2 separate regions of the Homo sapiens genome follow, and region 1 is linked to region 2. Evidence: read pairs that join two places in POLR2A ChIA-PET (ENCODE). Cell type or tissue: MCF 10A. All regions are shown on one strand.

The links. Peaks named below come from ENCODE experiments on the same cell type or tissue, not always from the same donor. Only the 100,000 strongest peaks of a DNase experiment are listed, where the experiment ranks them.
Region 1: POLR2A ChIA-PET joins it to region 2 with 6 read pairs; 7 of 35 experiments call an interaction of 5 or more read pairs at or near these places.

The regions. Positions count from the first base shown.
Region 1 is chr1:226,654,819-226,659,818 of GRCh38, reverse strand. The region is part of intron 2 of ITPKB (inositol-trisphosphate 3-kinase B); the gene reads left to right. ITPKB-IT1 (ITPKB intronic transcript 1) reads left to right here. Exons shown (of 2, transcript NR_103784.1): 2 at 2,545-3,739. Among named protein-coding and RNA genes, the nearest start is that of ITPKB-IT1, 18 kb to the left of the region's middle. RefSeq lists an enhancer at 45-875. In MCF 10A, no CTCF peak of the experiment used is centred here; DNase peaks (open chromatin) are centred at 1,458, 2,698 and 3,068.
Region 2 is chr1:226,842,264-226,847,263 of GRCh38, reverse strand. No RefSeq gene overlaps it. Among named protein-coding and RNA genes, the nearest start is that of PSEN2, 26 kb to the left of the region's middle. In MCF 10A, no CTCF peak of the experiment used is centred here; no DNase peak of the experiment used is centred here.

The sequences.
Region 1 (5,000 bases), 190 kb after region 2:
CCCCAGGAGCCTTCCTGCCACTGGGAGACATGGTATGGCACACAAGAATCACGAAGCACCCCAGCTTCCTTTCCCTTCCCTGCCCCACCTGCAGGTCTGCTGTGCAGGTGCCCTGCTGGGAAGCTCTCCCTCCTCCCTTCTGCGTATCCACATCCTGCATCTCCCTCCAGCTTCAGGGAGGATTCCAGGAGTGGCGTGGGGCTAGAGTGGCCTGAGAGACTTCAGGGACAAGGTAGGGCCAGCTTGCAGATTCCAGGGGATCTGCTGGAAGGAGAGGTAGGATGTGGATACACAGAAGGGAGGAGGGAGAGCTTTCTGGGCAGAGCACCTGCACAGCAGACCTGGAGGTGGGGCAGGTATGGGATGGCTTGCCCTGACGGATTGGAGTGGGCACGCCAGAGAGTGAGTGTGGGGCCGTATCTGGGGGTGGCTCTGTATCCCGGAGGGACCCTGCTCCCTCTTATGGGTGGTCAGGGAGCCTTGGTGAGGCCCTGGGCTGCTCCTGGAGCCCTGTCCTTGCCGTCTGGGCCTTGGGCAACCTCCTTTGGCAGGGTTTAGGGCTTATGGTGGAAGAGGAAGAGTGGCCATGATGGAGGGCCCCTGGGTGCCAGTCTGGGTGCTGCCCTTGGCCTAGAAACTAGGCCTCTAGTTGCAACAGGAAGAAGGCAGCTAATCAGGAGACAGCTGGGCAGTCACTCAGGGTTTTCCTGGTTTTGGCCAGAATGTGCTGCTAGGGGTCGATTGACCATGGTGGCGTCCCTCAAAAAGAGTCAGCCAGGTTGGGAGCTCCAGCCTTCAGCCCGACCAGGTCTACGCACTGCAAACCAGGGACCCGGCAGCCCTCGCAGCCTGATTGGGTGTGGAGGGGACAGAGCGCTCACCTGGAGCTAGTTTAGCTAGCTAGTTCACTGAGCTGGTTCGTGTAGCCCCTGCAGGGGGTCCCGGTCTGCAGGGGCTGGTAAGGACCCATCATCCTCGTTCTCCTGCCCCAGGCCCAGCAGTTGCTTCTGAAGGAGGGACTTCACCAACCCGACAGCGCTCAGTAATCCCTACCCTACGCTCATGGGTTCCATAAAGGGCGGGGGAGAAGAACCTCGTGCCTGGTGAGCAGCGCTGTGGAGGATGTTCGGTGCCATCCAGCCTGCGGGAACATCACACGGCGGGTGGAGACGGGGGATGAAATAAAGCCTTACTCGGGTCTTTTCTGAAAGTGCTTTTGCATTTGGCATTTAGGGGGATTTTCTTGTTTGTTAAAGGGGGAAAGGCAGTTAGTCTTACATCCAGACTTTTATTTTTAGCTGGAGCTACCTGTCCTGCCAAGTCCTTGGGCTTAATTTTTCCGATCCTTGGTGTCTTGGTTTTGAAAGCCCTTCCCCTCCTTCCCTCCCAGCTCCTTTTTGGCAGGGGCAGGTTTCGCTTTTGGCCCCAGCCAGGTTTCTAACCAGGGCTACAGGAGGGAGCTATTGAGCCAGGGGCCCCTACCTGCCTGGGCTTGTACCCAGCTGCCGCCAACCCAGCTGGGCCCTGCCAGGGGGAATACAATGAACAAAGTTGGCCACCGCCTCCACTCTGCAGCCTAGGAGAAGCACCAGGCTTTTCCCCAGTGAAGGAAATAATGATCACTAGGGAAACCCTAACTGCTTTTTTAGAAAGACCAAATGAAGAAGGAAGGAAAAAAGGATTTTTTCCAAACATGGAAAACTCAATGACTCTCACTCAGACTTTTGCAAGAGCAAAACAAAGGCTTTGACACAGAACAAATTCTCCCCTGGCAGGGGCGTTCTTCATCCACTTTCGACGCTTTGTTAGATGTGCCTTCCCCGAGCGTGTGTCAGTAAGGACGTTCTGGGAACAGACTTGGAGGGAGGGGAGAGTAGGCCTTTGTTCAGGCCTCCCCCATCTGAAAGGTCACTCTTCTGACAAAGCCCTTGCTGTTTATGTGAGGCTATTTTATAAATAGGGGGGAAGCAGATAGCCCCAGGTCCGAGAGAGATGATGGGAGCCCAGTAATCCTGTTGGCTGAGACAAAATCCTTGGAATTAAGTGGCACAAACCTGGAAGCTGTGTGACCTTTTGCAAGTTACTAAACCCCTCTCAACATGTTTCATCATTTGCAAAATGGAGACAACAATATCAGTGTTGTGAGAGTTACCTGAGCTATTAGCTTATTAGTATCTAACACTATGTTAGACATGTAACGTGATCTCTTTGCACACACGCAGCAGAGTTCGGCTGGCAATACCGTTTTCGGAGTGTTAGAGGGTCCAGGGATCATTTCCCATTTCTGATATTTTAGAGATTTCCCCTCATCTCTTTTACCCAACAACAACAACAAAGGGAGACTCTTTCTTTACGATTATCTAAAGATAAAAGCCAAGTGATCAAACTATTTAAATAAAAAGAGAAGTGCTGGAGGAAAAAGTAGCAAATTGAGGGAACAAGTCAGGTGAAAAAGAGGCTAAGAAGAGAATGTAAACCCCCTCTAGAAAATGAAATTTGCCAAGCAATCTTATTATTCACCTTGAAAATATCTTTCTTTGGCAGTGCCTAGCAGAGTTCCACATACATGAAATAAGATGCTTTGGGAAATCATTCTTCTTTTTGCAACGTCAGTGACTTGAACCAGAAACTGATATTGACTCACTTGGGCTCTGACTCTTTCCAAGTTACACATCTGGGGGCCTAAGGAACTGCCCCATGAGTTCCCGGAGCTGCGATGGGCATGGGACGGGAAGCTTTGTAAGCAATTAATCACACAGTTAGCCTCATCTGATCACCACTGGCCACGATCAGGCCCTCTGAAAGTGCCTAGTTGGATGCTTGCCAATCTGCTATGCCTTGGAGGAAAAAATCATTTCAATTTAAGAAAATAGACACAGAAGCAAAAAACCAAAGTGAGCCTGGAAGGTTTGCCTGTCTGTGACAGTCTACAGAGCAGCTGTTTGTGCCTGTCACCTGCTCAGGCTCTCACGGTGACTGCATGGGGAGGGCAGGGTGTGTGCATTGATACCTGCCGTGCCCAGTGTACGCCGAGGTTTGCCCATGCTGCAGCTGGAAGGCTGCAGAACAAAGGTTCGTTCCAACCTCTACACTTGAATTGCATTCTGCGTCATCATCCTGCCTTCTAGAACAACATCCAACTCCGTGGGCTGCCTTTTAAAATCTTGATGGAGGGGGAGAGGAGTATGTATGTTGCTTCAGCCCTTAATTTGCAAGGTGGTGAAACCACTATGGGCCTGGCCAAATCAGCAAGAAGGGGGCTGGAGGAAGGGCAGCTGTCTTGGGGTACACTGGGACTGGAAGGAGCTGCCTTCCTGAAGTCCTCCTTGCTTCTCTGAAGTTGTCCCAGCACAGCTGTGGCTTCCGGGAGAGGAATGTCAGGGCCCTGATAAGGAAATGAAGTGGAGCCCGCACCTGCCCAGAATGTGAAATTTCTTCAGCAGCCTCTGACCGGGCTCCAGATGGGCAAGTGCAGCCCCTCCCACACCTGCTGAGTTTGATCTCCCTCCTCCTGGATGCTGTGAGGCTTGGCACCTGCCCAGCCAGGCACTCAGGAAACCTGCTGGGGGTCTCTGAGCGCCCACCAGGGTAAACCAAGGTCCCTTTCTTGTGTTAAAGAGAAGAACTGGGATGGAAGCGTGCCCAGGGCTCTTTGGAAGCACCCAGGAGGGGCAATGGAAGGCTTCCTGGGAAGAGGGTTTCTGGGTTGCATTTTAAAATACACACAGGAGTTAGCTAAGTCCTGAGCATCCTCAGTCATTCTTCTGCAAAGTCCCTAATAGCAGAAGCTGACACCCTTGCGGGCCTAAGGTGGCGTGGGGACAGGTGTGTGGAGCAAGAAGTTGCCTGCAGAACTCCACAGGCCTGAGAGAATATGAGCCCGGGTGCGCTGCAGATGGTGCCATGTGTGGATGGGAGTGGGGGTCACCAGGGCTGCCAGTGACCTGCAGTCCTCACGACATACAAGTGTCTGCCCCCAGCGTCACAACCCTTTCTTCTACCCACCCCAAATTGCACTGAGAAATATAACATTGGTTTGGAGGGGCGGGAATTGGCTGGAAAGAAGACAGGAAGCAGACCCCAGGGGGCATGTGGGCTGAGCTGAGGATCAGACAGTGCTGGCCCTGGGTGGCTTGGCCTCCTGCGGAGAAGGCTGGGCTGGGCAGGGCAAGTGGCCACTGACTGGCTCAGACAGCACTGCAGGGACAGGAAGCAAGGCCAGACTCTGAACAACATGCAGAAGGCTGAGGTCTGGTTGCATCCTCACCGCTCCTGCCAGGCCTTTCCAGGGGACTTCTCTGAGCCCCAAAAAGAGAGCCACAGGTGCCGGTGGCCTTGAGCCCTCCCCTGCCCTAGGATTGAGGAGCCTCTGGTCATTGGCTGTGAGCAGGCCACAGAGGCCTGCAGGCCTGGGGTCACCTGCTGTCTCCTAACGGGGGCCATTTCCTCCCCAGGAGGCAGGGCCCATTTCCTGGCTGAGCAGTCACAGGGCATGAGAAGGGCCCCGAGCTTGGTGAAGTTCTGCTTTCCCCATCATGACATTCTTACTGAATTTTGGACAAGGGACCCCTCATTTTCATTTTGCATGTTATGTAGATGATCCTGATGATAGCTAAAGCATTTTGTAAGTGGGGTGGCCAGAGGCCCACACATCCCCACAGCCTAGAGTAGGGTAAACCTGGGTCTCTCCTTCCCCTCCTTCCTCCCTCTTCTTCCTCCTGCCCTCCTCTTCCTCCTCCCCTCCTCCCCACCTCCTCTTCTTCCTTCTTCTCTCCTCTTCCCTGTCCTCTTCCTCCTCCTCTTTCCTCTTCGTACCCTCCTCCTGCTCTCCCTTCTCTCTCCTCTTCTTCCTCCCTCCTCCCTCCTCTTCCTCCTCCCCCTCTTCACTCTTCTCCTCTTCTTCCTCTTCCTCCTTCCTCCTCTTCCCCTGTCCCCAGCAGTCCTTTTTTGCCTGCCTTATGAACGACAAAGGCTAGACCTGGAGGTTATGCCCGTTTGCC
Region 2 (5,000 bases):
CATCAGCTCAAAAGTTCTAAATCTCGTTGCCCATATAATCTAAATCAGGTGTGGAGGAGACTTTGGGCATGGTCCATCCTGGGCAAAATCTCTCTCCATCTGTGGAATTGTAAAACTAGAAAACAAATGGTTTGCTTCCAATACATAATTGCATGACAGGCACAGGATAACAGTTGTAGATATTCTCATTCCAAAAGGGAGAAAATGGAAGGAAAAGAGTCATCACTAGCCTCAAGCAATTTTGAATTCCAACTGAGCAAACTCCATTATGTCTCAAGACCTGGAAACAATTCTCTGTGGCTTGAGACTCCACCCTCTGGGCCCAAGGCACCCCACCTCAAAGTCATCTTTCTTTTTCTGGAACGGTAGCATATGTTTGCAGCTGAGCAGTTTTATCAGCCTGTTTCCTGCCTGTAGAATTTGGGACTCTGACAGTCTTCTTTCATTTCATTCTCTGTCCATCCCTTTCAGTCCAAGCTGACAGTGCTGCTGTTATAATACTCTCAAAAACCTTAGTGGTCTCCTGTGTATGTCACAGAGATTTACTCCATTAAACAAAAGGCTCCTCCATAGACCATTCGATCTCTATTCATGGCTTTTGCTAAAACGGTTGAGGGACTCCATGAATCACATATGTGATCTCTTCAGCACTAGAAAAGGTTGTCTAGCCATACCTTTGGCCTTCAATCTAGAGCCCGCTTTCTTAACAGTGTATCTCTGGAAGTTTAACATCTTTTGCAATCTGGAGAGTCTGAGAATTTCCCAGATCATCAAGCCTTGCTTCCTTTTTGCTTAACATTTCTTCCCCCTTTTCTTTTTTTTTTTTTTTGTTTTGAGACAGAGTCTTGCTCTGTCTCTGTTGCCCAGGCTGGAGTGCAGTGGTATGATCTCGGCTCACTGCAACCTCCGCTTCCTGGGTTCAAGTGGCTCTCCTGCCTCAGCCTCCTGAGTAAATGGGACTACAGGCCCCACCTGCCACCATGCCCAGCCAATTTTTTGTATTTTTAGTACAGACGGGGTTTCACTGTGTTAGCCAGGATGGTCTCCATCTCCTGACCTCGTGATCCACCCGCCTCGACCTCCCAAAATGCTGGTATTACAGGTGTGAGCCACCATGCCCCGCCTCTTCCCTCATTTTATCTCTTACCTGTTAAAGTTTATTATAAGGTGCAAGAAGAACCCAGCCTATGCTTTCAACCCTTTGCTTGAAAATCTTAGCTAAATACCAAGTTCATTGCTTACAAGTTCTATTTTCCTAAAACTTCAGGACACAATTCAGCAAAAGTTTCTGCTGCTGCATAACAAGGACCCTCTTCCTTCCAAATTCCAATAATTTCCTTCTGAACCTTCACCAGCAGCACCTTTAATGTTCACATGTTTACTAACAGTCTGTTTATGACAATATAGATATTCTCTGAGGTGATACAAGCTTTCTATACTGTGTTTCTCACTTCCTCCTGGCCCTCACTGGCAGAATCTTTCAAATCAATATTTCTGATAACAGTCTGTTTAAAGCAATCTAGGCTTTTTCTATTGTGCTTCTCAAAATTCTTCCAGCCCTATTACCCTATTCCAAAACTACTTCCATTTTTTTTTTTAAAGAGATAGGGGTCTTGCTGTCCAGGCTGGACTCAAACTCCTGAGCTCAAGTGAGCCTCCCACCTCAGCCTCCCAAATACTTGGCACTACAGGTACATTTTTGAGGTATTTTTACAACAGCACCCCACTTCCAGATTTTTAGGTATTTGTTGCAGCAACACCCCACTTTCAGATGCCAAAACATGTGTTAGTTTCCTATGATTGCTATAACAAATGACCATAAACTGAGTGGCTCAAAACAACACACATATATTCCCTTACAGCTCTGGAGGTCAGAAGTCTGTAATCAGTTTCACTGGGCCAAACCAGGGCCTTGCTCTTGTTGGAGGCTCTAGGGAAAAAAATCTACTTCCTTGCCATTTCCATTTTTTAGAGGGGCTTCTTCCTTTCTTCCTTTCTTTCTTCCTTCCTTCCTTCCTTCCTTCCTGACTTCCCTCCTGACTGACCTACCTTCCTTCCTTCCTTCCTTCCTTCCTTCCTTCCTTCCTTCCTTCCTTCCTGTCTTTCTTTCTTTCTTGATGGAGTTTTGCTCTTGTTGCCCATGCTGGAGTGCAGTGGCACGATCTTGGCTCACTGCAACCTCCACCTCCCGGGTTCAGGCAATTCTCCTGCCTCAGCCTCCTGAGCAGCTGGGATTACAGGCATACGCCACCACACCTGGCTAATTTTTGCATTTTTAGTAGAGACAGGGTTTTACCATGTTGGCCAGGCTGGTCTCGAACTCCTGACCTCAGGTGTTCCACCTGCCCCAGCCTCCCAAAGTGCTGGGATTACAAGCATGAACCACTGCACCTGGCCTTTTTTTTTTTTTTTTTTTTTTTTTTTAAGATGGAGTCTTCCTCTGTTACCCAGGCTGGAGTGCAATGGCACAATGTTGGCTCACTACAACCTCCACCTCCCAGGTTCAAGCGATTCTCCTGCCTCAGCCTCCCAAGCAGCCTGGACTACAGGTGCACACCACCACACCTGGGTAATTTTTGTATTTTTAGTAGAGACGGGGTTTCCATGTTGGCCAGGCTGGTCTTCAACTCCTGACCTCAGGTGATCTGCCCACCTCAGCCTCCCAAAGTGCTGGGATTACAGGAATAAGTTTTAATCTTACAGAGTATGTTTTCTTATGACAACAATTGGTTCTTATTAAATCAATACTAGGATAACTAGAAAAGCCCCACATATTTGAAAATTAAACAGCATCCATGGAACAAGAAGGAAACCACAAGGGAAATTAGAAAATATTTCAAACTGAGTGAAAATCCACCATAGCAAATTTAAGGGCTGTAGCTAAGGCGGTGCTTAGAGTAAAATTTATAGCACTAAATGCTTACAGTGTTATAAAAGAATAACATTTTTAAAATGATGATCCAAACCTCACTTTAAGAACTAGAAAAGAAAAGCAAATTAAACCCATAATAAGTAGCAGAAAGGAAATAATAAAGATAAGAACAGAAGTGAACACAATACAAACAAGGAATTAACAAATCCAGAAGTTAGTTCTCTGAAAAGATTAATAAAATTGATAAACTCCAGTAAGGCCGATTATGAAGAAAAAGAGAAAATATCAATTATCAATATCAGCATGAAAGGGGGGATATCATCATAGATCTTACAGACATCAAAAAGATAAAAAATGAATATTATTATAATGGCATGCCATTAAATTCAGTAACCTAGATGAAATGAGAAAATTCCTTGAAAAATACAAATCATCAAAACTGACACAAGAGTATACAAAATCTAAATTGTCCCTTTTAATAGGTATTGCCTATTACAGATACTGACTTCCTAATTTAAAACCTTCCCACAGATAAAACTTCAGGCCCAGATGGTTCCACTGGTAAATTCTTTAAAACATTTAAGGACAAATTAATAATGCCAATCTTATACAAACTCTTTCAGAAAGTGAAACAGGAAGGAATAGTTTCCAATTTGTTTGATGAGAACAGCAAAAAACTGTCTTGAAATCAAAATAGAACAAAGATGCCAGAAGAAAAGAAAATTACATACCAATATTCCTCATGAACATGGACATACCAATCTTTAACAAAATATTAGCAACTTGAATCCAGCAATATATAAAAAGAACAATACCTCAAGTCCAAAAGGAGTTTATCCTAGGAGTGCAAGGTTGATTTCATACTGGAAATCAATCAATATAATTATGAATGGAATAATGAAAAACCATATGATCATCTCAGTAGATGTCAGAAAAACATTTGACAAAATTCAATATTCATTCATAATAATTCTCAGAAATGCAGGAATATAAGATAATTTTCTTATTCTGATAAAGGCTATGTATCATACTTACTGGTGAAATACTGAATGCTTTCCTCTTAGATCGGGAAAAATGCAAGAATGTCTATTCTTGCTCCTATTCAACACTGCCTGGCCAGAACCTGATTTTAAGATTTCTACAAGGCCTGGTGCAGTGGCTCACAGCTGTAATCCCAGCACTTTGGGAGGCCAGGGCTTGGGGAATCACAAGGTCAGGAGATCAAGACCATCCTGGCCAACATTGTAAAACCCCGTCTCTACTAAAAATACAAAAAATTAGCCGGGCATGGTGGCACGCGCCTGTAGTCCCAGCTACTCGCGAGGCTGAGGCAGGAGAATTGCTTGAACCTGGGAGGTGGAGGTTGCAGTGAGCCAAGATCGTGCCACTGCACTCCAGCCTGGGCCACAAAGCGAGACTCTGTCTCAAAAAAGAAAAAAAAAAGAGGGTCCATAGATAGATGGTCACTTGAGTTCTGACAAAGATATCAAGATAATTCAATAGGGAGAGGAAGTCTCATTAACAAATATGGTGCTGGAACTATTGAATCAATGTACGGGAAAAAATAAACCTTGCCCCCCTATTTCATAAATCTAAATGCTAACACTATAAAGCTTCTAGAACAAATTTAGATGAATATTCTCATAACTTTGGAATAGGACAAATTTTCTCAGAGCAGTCACAAGAAAAGCAGTAAACATAAAATTAAAAATGGAAAAGTAGGCCGGGCATGGTGGCTCATACCTGTAATCCCAGCAGTTTGGGAGGCTGAGGTGGGTGGATCCCTTGAGGTCGGGAGTTCGAGACCAGCCTGGCCGACATGATGAAACTCCGTCTCTTCTAAAAAATACAAAAATTAGCTGGGTGTGGTGGTGGGTGCCTGTAATCCCAGCTACTCAGGAGGCTAAGGCAGGAGAATCGCTTGAACCTAGGAAGCAGAGGATGCAGTGAGCTAGAATTGCACCATCACACTCCAGCCTGGGCAACAAAGTAAGACTGAGACTCATTTCAAAATAATAATAATTAAGAAAAAAATTAACCCAGTGTGGTGGCATGCGCCTGTGGTCCAGGTGCAGAGGTAGGAGGATCACTTGAGCCCAGTTGTTCAAGGTTACAATGAGCTGTGATC